2 separate regions of the Homo sapiens genome follow, and region 2 is linked to region 1. The links are chromatin contacts, found by Hi-C or POLR2A ChIA-PET in ENCODE. All regions are on one chromosome and are shown on one strand. The core of a region is the stretch at or near the end of the contact, and the rest is flanking DNA. Distances in the headings are between cores, read along the strand shown.

Region 1 (4,860 bases), core at 1,548-4,047:
CTACTATATACTAGTTACTGTCCTAGGTGTTGTATCTGCAGGCAAGAAGGACTGTATTTCTTTTTTTTTTGAGACGGAGTCTCGCTCTGTCGCCCAGGCTGGAGGGCAGTGGTGTGATCTTGGCTCACTGCAACCTCCGCCTCCCAGGTTGAAGCAATTCTCCTGCCTTAGCCTCCTGAGTAGGTGGGATTACAGGTGCCCGCCACCACGCCCAGCTAATTTTTGTATTTTTAGTAGAGACTGGGTTTTACCACGTTGGTCAGGCTGGTCTCTCGAACCCCTGACCTCGTGATCCACCCGCCTTGGCCTTCCAAAGTGCTGGGATTACAGGCGTGAGCCACCACTCCCGGCCAGACTGTATTTCTTTTTAGATGATGGCAAAATAAACTTTTGAATCCTTTGTGGGACATTTTATTTGGAGGCAGTCAAATCTGAGGAATTTTAGAAGCTTAAAGGGGAAAATATCAATATAAATTTTAGAAGAGTGCTGGTACAGAGTAGACTCATGTTTTGTAAGAGAAATATTTCTCTTGTGAATAATGTATAAATGGTCTAGTTGATAGTGGAGGGGCCTCAGCACCTATTCTCAGGGTATTAGGCTTAATCAGATATCTTATACCACACAAGACTCAAATAGACTACATTTGGCACCAGTTTACTCAGAAATATAGCAGGATAGCCTTAGGTATGTTCCTTCTGCAGAATGCTCTTAGCAGAATGGAGGTAGCCTCTGGTTCCTAAGGTGACTGTTCAGGTATGAGGAGATGAGATCATATCAGTAGGTAGGGGATCCAGTCTGGTTTAGAAGCCCCATGGATGGGCATGGCTTCTACAGATCCTAGAAAGGTCATGCTCAATTTTAGGAGTCACATGTTCAAGGAAGCCCAAAGCAATTGCTTGCCACCATTGCTGACCCTTCTATTCCAGGTGTGGTTACCAATCAGGCGTCATTTTTAACAAAAGCAATCTTGATAAGATAGGTGACCTTTATTAAATGTCTAGGGAAATAGCTAGAATGTTAACTCAGGGTTAATTTCCCATGTAGAAGGACAAAGGGTTTTAGAGAAAATTATGAATTATAATTTATTTTATTTTTTATTTTTTTGAGACAGAGTCTTGCCTCTGTTGCCCAGGCTGGAGTGCAGTGGTGTGATATCAGCTCACTGCAACCTCTGTCTCCTGGGTTCAAGTGATTCTCATGCCTCAGCCTTCTAAGTAGCTGGGATTACAGATGTGCACCACCACGCCTGGCTAATTTTTGTATTTTTAGTAGAGATGGGGTTTCGCCATGTTGGCCAGACTGGTCTCAGAACTCCCAGCCTCAAACGATCTGTGCACCTCAGCCTCCCAAAGTGCTGGGATTACAGGAGTAAGCCACTGTGGCTTGCCCTATAATTTCTCTAAATATTGAGAAAAGAGCAAAAAATAATTTTATTTGTGGTAAGATAAGCAGTTTTTTCTGGACTTTTTTTTTTGACATGGAGTCTTGCTCTGTCGCCCAGGCTGGGGTGTAGTCGTGTGATCTCAGCTCACTGCAACCTCTGCCTCCCAGGTTAAAGTGATCCTTCTGCCTCAGTCTCCGTAATAGCTGAGACTATAGGAGGGTGCCACCACGCCTGGCTAATTTTTTGTATTTTTTAGTAGAAACGAGGATTCACCATGTTGGCCAGGCTGGTCTCAAACTCCTGACATCAAGTGATCTGCCTGCCTCGGCCTCCCAAAGTGCTGGAACTACAGGTGTGAGCCACTGTGCCTGGCCTTTTTCTGGCATTTTACTACCTTTAAAATTTGTATGTGGGCCAGGCACGGTGGCTTATGCCTATAATCCCAGCACTTTGGGAAGCCGAGGCAGGCAGATCATTTGAGATCAGGAGTTTGAGACCAGCCTGAGCAACATGGTGAAAACCCATCTCTACAAAGTTACAAAATTTAGGTGGGCGTGATGGTGTATGCATGTGGTCCCAGCTACTTGAGGGGCTAAGGTGGGATTCTGGTAGGTGAAGACTGCAGTGAGCTGTTGTTTGTGCCACTGCAGCCTGAGCAACAGAGCAAGACCCTGTCTCAAAAAAAGAAAAAAATTGTATGTGACTTACAATAATGTCCTTAGATCTGATGAAAACAGTAACAGACACTTAGGTACTCATCCTCTAAATTGAACATTTGTTATCATTTACTCATTTGCTTCAGAATACTGTTTCTAATTTTAGATAACGTAGCCAAGCTTTGCAGTTAGAAACTGTCTGTCCGAACTGCTTCCCCTTTTGTTAAAGGTTTTTTTAAAAAATTGTTTGAGTGGGCCGGGCGCAGTGGCTCATGCCTGTAATCCTAGCACTTTGGGAGGCCGAGGCGGGCGGATCACGAGGTCAGGAGATTGAGACCATCCTGGCTAACATGGTGAAACCCCGTCTCTACTAAAAATACAAAAAAAATTAGCCGGGCATGGTGGCGGGTGCCTGTAGTACCAGCTACTCGGGAGACTGAAGCAGGAGAATGGCATGAACCTGGGAGGCGGAGCTTGTAGTGAGCCGAGATTGCGTCACTGCACTCCAGCCTGGGCGACAGAGTGAGACTGTCTCAAAAAAAAAAAAAAAAAAAAATTGTGCGAGTATTAAAATTGGATCATTTGGTTCTTTTCTTGTCTGACTTGATTAATTTATTGAAATGAAATCTGATGGTTTTTCACTTACAGCTTTGTGGATTATGGCAGCCAAATGGGAAATGGAAGATCGATTGTCTTCAGAAAGCGCAAGGCAACTATTTCTTCGCGCACTGCGCTTTCATCCAGAGTGCCCAAAACTTTATAAAGAAGTGAGTGTGTATGCACATAGGATGAGACAGTGATGTTTCAGTTTGGTCCTCTGGAGACATATTTTTTTTTCCTGGATTCAAGCAATTCTTACGCCTCAGCCTCCCGAGTAGCTGGGATTACAGGTGCCCGCCACCATACCTGGCTATTTTTTTTGTATTTTTAGTAGAGGCGGGGTTTTGCCATGTTGGCCAGGCTGGTTTCACTTTTTTTTTTTGAGACAGTCTTGCTCTGTTGCCCAGGCTGGAGTGCAGTGGCACGGTCTCGGCTCACTGCAAGCTCTGCCTCCTGGGTTCACACCATTCTCCTGCCTCAGCCTTCCGAGTAGCTGGGACTACAGGTGCCTGCCACCATGCCTGGCTAAATTTTTGTATTTTTTATTAGGGATGGGGTTTTACCATGTTAGCCAGGATGATCTCGATTTCCTGACCTGGTCATCCGCCCGCCTCCACCTCCCAAAGTGCTGGGATTACAGGCGTGAGCCACTGCGCCCGGCCCATGTATTCTTTATTAAATAAAAAAGGCTTCAATTTATGGAGGCTAGGAATAAGTGTGGAGGTGTGGGTAAGGACAAACATCTTTTTTATTTTTTGAGATGGAGTCTCGTTCTGTTTCCCAGGCTGGAGTGTAGTGGCCCGGTCTTGGCTCATTGCAACCTTTACCTCCTGGGTTCAAGCAATTCTCCTGCCTCAGCCTCCTGAGTAGGTGGGATCCCACGTCCGGCTAATTTTTGTATTTTTAGTAGAGATGGAGTTTCGCCCTGTTGGGCAGGCTGGTCTCAAACTCCCGAACTCAGGTGATCTGCCTGCCTCAGCCTCTGAAAGTGGTGGGATTACAGGTGTGAACCACCATGCCCGGCCAGGGAAAAACATCTTTTTGTAGGTGTTGACACTGCAGCTTCTAAGTTAGTTGAGAGGTTGGAACCCCCGCCTCCTTCCTGTGGTTGGAAGGAATAGGGAACTAGACTCTAACATTTTTTTAGCTGGGAGCCAGATTTAGCCTCTTTATACTTTTGTTTTTATTTTTTTTTCTTGTTCCCTTGGTTCTCCAAAGAAGCCCTCTTCTGGCTTCTTTGCCTTGTCTTCCTCTTTTCTCCATGTTCTTTCTGTCTCCTTTTCTTGAGATAGATACCTGGTAGTACTTCCTTTCTCTCTTCGGGGACTTACTCCCTTATGGATGGTGCCTTAGAACATTTGAGGGCCAAGCTTTAGATAAAATCCCAAATAAGAGAAAGAATGTATTGGAAGCTGCACTGTTTTCTGAGTCATTTGTCAGGATAAAAGAGAAACTGCTATTTAATTCTTTTTTTTTTTTTTTTTTTTTTTGAGATGGAGTCTCACTCTTGTTGCTCAGGCAGGAGTGCAATGGTGTGTTCTTGGCTCACTGCAACCTCCACGCCCGGGGTTCAAACGATTCTCCTGCCTCAGCCCCCGAAGTAGCTGGGATTATAGGTGTGCACCACCATGCCCCGCTAACTTTTGTATTTTTAGTAGAGATGGGGTTTTACCATGTTGGGCAGGCTGGTCTCGAACTCCTGACCTCAAGTGATCCGCCCGCCTGGCCTCCCAAAGTGCTGGGATTACAGGCATGAGCCACCGTGCCCAGCCTGCTATTTAATTCTTAAATGAAAGTTAAGCCTGGGTGTGGTGGCTCATGCCTTTAATCCCAGCACTTTGGGAGGCTGAGGCAGGAGGATCACTTGAGGTCAGTTGTTTCAGGCCAGGCAGCAACGTAGCAAGATCCTGTCTCTACAAAAAATAAAAATAAAAAAATTATCTGAGTGTGATGGAATGCACCTCTAATCCTAGCTACTCAGGAAGCTGAGGCAAGGGGATCACTTGAGTGCAGGAATTCATGGCCGAAATGAGCTGTCATCACCAGTGCACTCCAGCTTGGGTGACAGAGCAAGACCCTGTCTCAAAAAAATTTTAAAAAGCATCTCCAAAGATTTTCAGTTTATTTCTCTTCTGTAGTACTTTAGGATGGAGCTGATGCATGCTGAAAAACTGAGGAAGGAGAAGGAAGAATTTGAAAAAGCCAGTATGGATGTGGTA
Region 2 (4,860 bases), core at 1,478-3,977, 390 kb after region 1:
AAACTGAGGAGGTTGGGCTACTGGCTTTCATTGGAATCTCAAGAGGGAGGGGGCAGAGAGAAGATCTCCAAGGAAAACAAGGTTTAAAACCATCACCTGCTCTTAAAGCCTCCCTCTAGCCAGCAGCGCACACTCAGCCCCTGCTTGGGGGCCACTGTCACCCAGACATCCCCATGTGGCTGTCTCCTGGTGCCTCCCCAACTCAGCCCCGACTTCCATGAACAGCCCACACCTAACCCTCTGTACTGCTCCAGCCAGACCCTGTGCAGCCTTGTCATGTGCACCCCTGTAGGTGCCGACTGGGTGCCCACCCCACCACTCTTCCTCCTCTCTCTCCGTCCTGCCTCACCCCACTGCAGCCCAGCCATCCTGAAGGACGGGGCCCCTGACACATCCTGCTCACACAGGCCCCTGTGCCTTTGCCACTGCCCCCTGCCCAGAACTCCTCCGTCTGTCTCAGGAGCAGTGCCACTGGCTGGCACTCCCCGAGATCCTTAACACCTAAACAAGCACAAAGCAGTTTTTTTTTTGTTTTGTTTTTGAGATGGAGTATCGCTCTGTCGCCCAGGCTGGAGTGCAGTGGCATGATCTCGGCTCACTGCAGGCTCTGCCTTCCGGGTTCCAGCGATTCTCCTGCCTCAGCCTCCTAGGTAGCTGGGATTACAGGCGCCTGCCACCACGCCGGGCTGATTTTTGTATTTTCAGTAGAGATGGGGTTTCACCATGTTGGTCAGGCTGGTCTCGAACTCTTGACCTCAGGTGATCCGCCCGCGTTGGCCTCCCAAAGTGCTGGGATTACAGGCATGAACCATCGTGCCTGTCCACAAAGGGGTCTTAAACATTTGAGAACAAGGAAAGCACGCATCTGCTAAGCACCTATTGTGTGCCAGGTATTTCTGTGCATCAGCCACTATTTAGATGAGAATACACAGGTTCAAGGAGGTTAAGTAATTCGTGAAAGGTCGCAGGGCTGGGATTTGAACCAGGTCTGATTTTAACGCAGCAAGGAGGGTACAGAGAATACCAAATGCTCTCAGCGATGCGACATCCAGCACCCCATGGACAACACTGTGCACTGGAGTGGACTCAGGCTGACCCTGCAGCCACAGGAATGGCAGTTAGCAACGCTGATGGTACCAGAACTTGGACTTGAGCTGAAGCTTGCAGGGACCACAGCACACTGGGCTTCTGAGGTCTGTGCCATCCAGGCCATCAGGCAGAGCCCTCCTCCCCTTTCCCACCCCAGGGAGCTTCAAAGAGGCTACATGTGGGAAGACTTTACAGAAAGGGAGAGGAGAGATTTGAAAGAAAATTGCTAAAAGGAAACACATGTGAAAATGAAAACTCAGGCAAAGGGGGAGAAGGACGAGGGAAGAAGAGTAATGTCCAAGGATTATAAACTGAGTCAAGAAGCCCTTGGAACACCAGTTTCCCTCTGCTCCCTTGGGAAGGCCAGTGACCCACTCCCAGCCCTCATTTTCCCTCTTAACCCAGATGGAACGGGGCAGACCTTAGATGATACCCAGCAAGAGAAACAGGGAATGTTGCCTTGCACACAGCCATGACAACTGTGGAGCCACGATTCATATGTGGTGGGAGGAAAATCCCGAGGCTCAGAGAGGTCGCTCTACTTTGCCAAGGCCACACAGCTGGCGAGCCATAAAGCTGGAATCTAAGCCCAATCCAAGGTTGTCCCCTTGAACCACATCAGGGTCCCCTCATATAATCTGCCACCACTACAAGGTGGCTCCACCTGCATCCTTGGAGGAACTGGACAAATTATATAAGTTCCCCAGAGGTTACCTAGTTTCTATTTCATTAAATCTGAGACACCTCTGATTTTACAATGCACCGTTATTTCAAGTATGCCAAGAAAAAGGCGCTGTCAAATTATAATAATCCGCAAATGTGCGACACATTCCAATTTAAGATGTTAAATGGAAAAAAAGGAAAGGAAAAAAAGAATGTGCCTTAGAATCCCAGAAAATACCATGTAAGTGTGAGTAGGGAACAGGGATTCAGTCACAGTTCCGCAGACTGTGTGTGTGCAGTGAAGGGCAGTCAACAACTCCACACAAGCACATGAGCACACACCTGCTGCTATAAAATCCTTCTTTGCTAATAACTGATGCAATCGTGCAGATAATCATACAAAAATGTGTTGGCCAGACCTGCCTTGTCAACAAGAACCCTCATTTCACCAGGAGACCATCAATTCAAGGTTGCCTAACATCAGTCAGACGAGTCAAGCATGGTGGCTCATGCCTGTAATTCCAGCACTTTGGGAGGCCAAGGTGGAAGGATTGCTTGCGCCTAGAAGTTTGAGACCAGCATGGGTGACATAGTGAGACCTCATCTCTACCAAATGAATAAATAGCCGGGAGTGGTGGTGCACCCAGCTACTCAGGCAGCTGAGGTGGGAGGATCACTTGAGCCCAGGAGGTCGAGGCTACAGTGAGCCAAGATTGTATCGCTGCACTCTAGCCTGGGCAGAAATGCGAAACCCTGTCTCAAAAAAAAAAAAAAAAAAAAAAAAAATCAGTCAAGTGGAGGCTGTCCTGCCCACCTAACCAGCCAGGCTAGGCCAGGCTAGCCAGCTTCGCCTGAGTGGAGCTATAGACCTCTGGGCAGCCAAGCTGGATGACTCTGTGGTTAACTACCAAGGGCAGTCACCCAGTGTGGCTGGGCGGTGGCACAGCCTGCACCTTTTTGTCTGGCTTTTCTCCAAATCTCCTGGGGCTTGTGGCCAGCCAGAGCCTCAGCATTTTAATAAGGCAGATGCTGGGGGCTGGCAGTGGCAGATGGGCAGCACTGCTCCAAGCCAGCTTTTCCAGCTAGGCACAGGTGGATGGACAGGCAGGCCCTGGCTGGAGGTGAAGGGCAGGTGGGCCGAGGTGTGGAGGGCCATCCTCCCCTTGGCAGGCCAGCCACAGCCTGGCAGTGTGAGCAGCCTCTGGAAGGACAGGCTAGGTACAGTCTCCCTCACTGAACCTGGGGAGAAGTCTGTTACCTCGGAAGCTGCTTGACATCTCATTCACAGACTGCCACACAAATGCTAGTCACTTCACCCCAGACCCAGAATCTGTATCTGCAGAGCCCGAGCAAGGTTTGTTAAAAACACAGAAGCTGGCTGGGTGCAGAGGCTCATGCCTGTAATCCCAGCACTTTGGGGGGCCGCGGTGGGAGGATCACCTGAGGGCAGGAATTCGAGATCAGCCTGGGTAACATAGTAACACCTCATTTCTACTTTTTTTTTAAAAAAATTAAAATTAAAATTGAAAAAAAAGATTTAAAAACCCACAGAAGCTGAGGAAGTAGAGTTTTGCTTCTCTTGCAAAGGCCCTTGAGTAATGGAGTTTTTCCGCTGCCACCTTCCTGTTTGGGCCATGACACTCCCCGGCAAGACATTCTGTTAGGTGCGAAGGTTATTAGTCACAACAATCAAACCAGCTGAAGCCTGCAGGAACTAAGAATAACAGCTCACCCCAAAGCACAGTTTTAAGTGCTTTTCATACATTTACATATTTGAGCCTTACCACGAACCCTGTGAGGGAGGTACTAGCCTCATCCTCTTACCACGAACCCTGTGAGGGAGGTACTAGCCTCATCCTCGTTTTACAGGTGGGGAAGCTGAGGCACAGAGAAATTAAATAACTTGTCTAAGATTCCACCAATAGCAAGGGGCAGAGCCAGGATCTGAACCCAGAGACAGCCTGACTCTGAAGGCATTTTGGTACTAAACTGGCCTGCCTCTCTAACCATCTAACCGTCCACGAGTGTCAACTAAGTAAAGGCCAGAACCTAGACTGGGCATCTTAAATCACCATGGCTCATTTTATTTTCACCATCACCCTGCGAGGCAGGTGCTATTATCAACCCCATTCTACCTGTTGGGCACCCCAACCCTCAGCCACCCCAAAGCAGGGGGGTGGATGAACAGGATGCCCCATCTGAATGCTGCCTGACACGCAAACACACACGTGTGTGCACACACACATATACGATCTGGGGCCCTAAACTGGACAGACTAAACCCAAAGCTGCTGCCCAAATGTGGGAGTGACTCCCTGGGGTCCTTAGGACCCCACAGAACCATGCTGCTGCCTGCCCACAGGCAGAGGGAGTGAAGAGTGAGGCCAGGGAAAGTGAAATCAGAAGGGTGAGGTCGCCTGTCCAAAGTTCCACAACTAGCGAGCAACAGAGCCAGGATCTAGACCTAGAAGTTTTCTGGCGCCCATTTTTTCTCCTTAAGGAAACAGGCATTGGGTGACAAAGCGTGGGATGCAGGTGTCTGTGTCTTAGGTAGGCATTTCTTCCAGGAAAACGAGGGAGCAGGGGGCAGGGACTTGCTGCTATTCTCGCTCCTATTCTAGGAGGGAGACTTGAGTCTGGTGCAGAGGGTAGACACCCCTCAGCTCCCTTACCCCAAGTTCACCGGAGCAGCAGCAGCTATTTGAAATGTGGGTTCCCTTTCCATGGTATCAGGCTTGCACAGCGCAGGGGGGTGGGGGGTGACCACAGATGACTAAAGAGAGAGAGCCCGCCCACTCTCCCACACTCCAGTTCTGTTTAGGCCTTCCTCTTTCTGGTACCTCAAAAGAGAAAGGCTCCCATGAGCAGAGCCACAGATATTAATAACTTCTACAGAGCTTTGTTTTCATCTGAATTAATGTTTACATTGTTGGGAAAGAACCCACTTGTCTGGGAAGATGAAGCAGGTTAGATCAATTAAAAATGTGACCAACAGTTGGAAAACTTCCCATTTCTTAAGGTCAGTCAAGAAGTGGGTTTGGAAGTGCTGGCATGACTAGCACTGGCCTGCTGGGCGGTTCTGGGCTGGAGGTCACTCAGACCCCACAGC

The links. Hi-C counts contacts between places; a loop is a spot of excess contacts on that map. ChIA-PET counts read pairs that join two places held with the same protein, here RNA polymerase II (POLR2A). Pooled maps may share reads with other maps.
Region 2: a pooled map shows a loop between it and region 1 (3-fold over the local background). The contact joins two enhancer-like sites. A Hi-C loop is called at or near these places in 1 of 168 maps with a recorded cell type or tissue (B cell), 1 of 37 single-sample maps with no recorded cell type and 2 of 50 pooled maps. POLR2A ChIA-PET finds 5 or more read pairs at or near these places in 3 of 52 experiments (Caco-2, activated B cell and activated T-cell).

What each region holds. Positions count from the first base shown.
Region 1 is chr17:31,887,233-31,892,092 of GRCh38, reverse strand. UTP6 (UTP6 small subunit processome component) reads left to right here. Exons shown (of 19, transcript NM_018428.3): 7 at 2,690-2,808; 8 at 4,780-4,857. Among named protein-coding and RNA genes, the nearest start is that of UTP6, 12 kb to the left of the region's middle. RefSeq lists an enhancer at 1,971-2,150. Within about 2 kb of position 2,797, at least 6 of the 41 ENCODE cell types and tissues checked have a DNase peak (open chromatin) inside an H3K27ac peak, as active enhancers do; they include B cell, where a contact is called at or near this core.
Region 2 is chr17:31,493,045-31,497,904 of GRCh38, reverse strand. The region is part of intron 3 of RAB11FIP4 (RAB11 family interacting protein 4); the gene reads right to left. Among named protein-coding and RNA genes, the nearest start is that of MIR4724, 39 kb to the left of the region's middle. Within about 2 kb of position 2,727, at least 18 of the 41 ENCODE cell types and tissues checked have a DNase peak (open chromatin) inside an H3K27ac peak, as active enhancers do; they include B cell, where a contact is called at or near this core.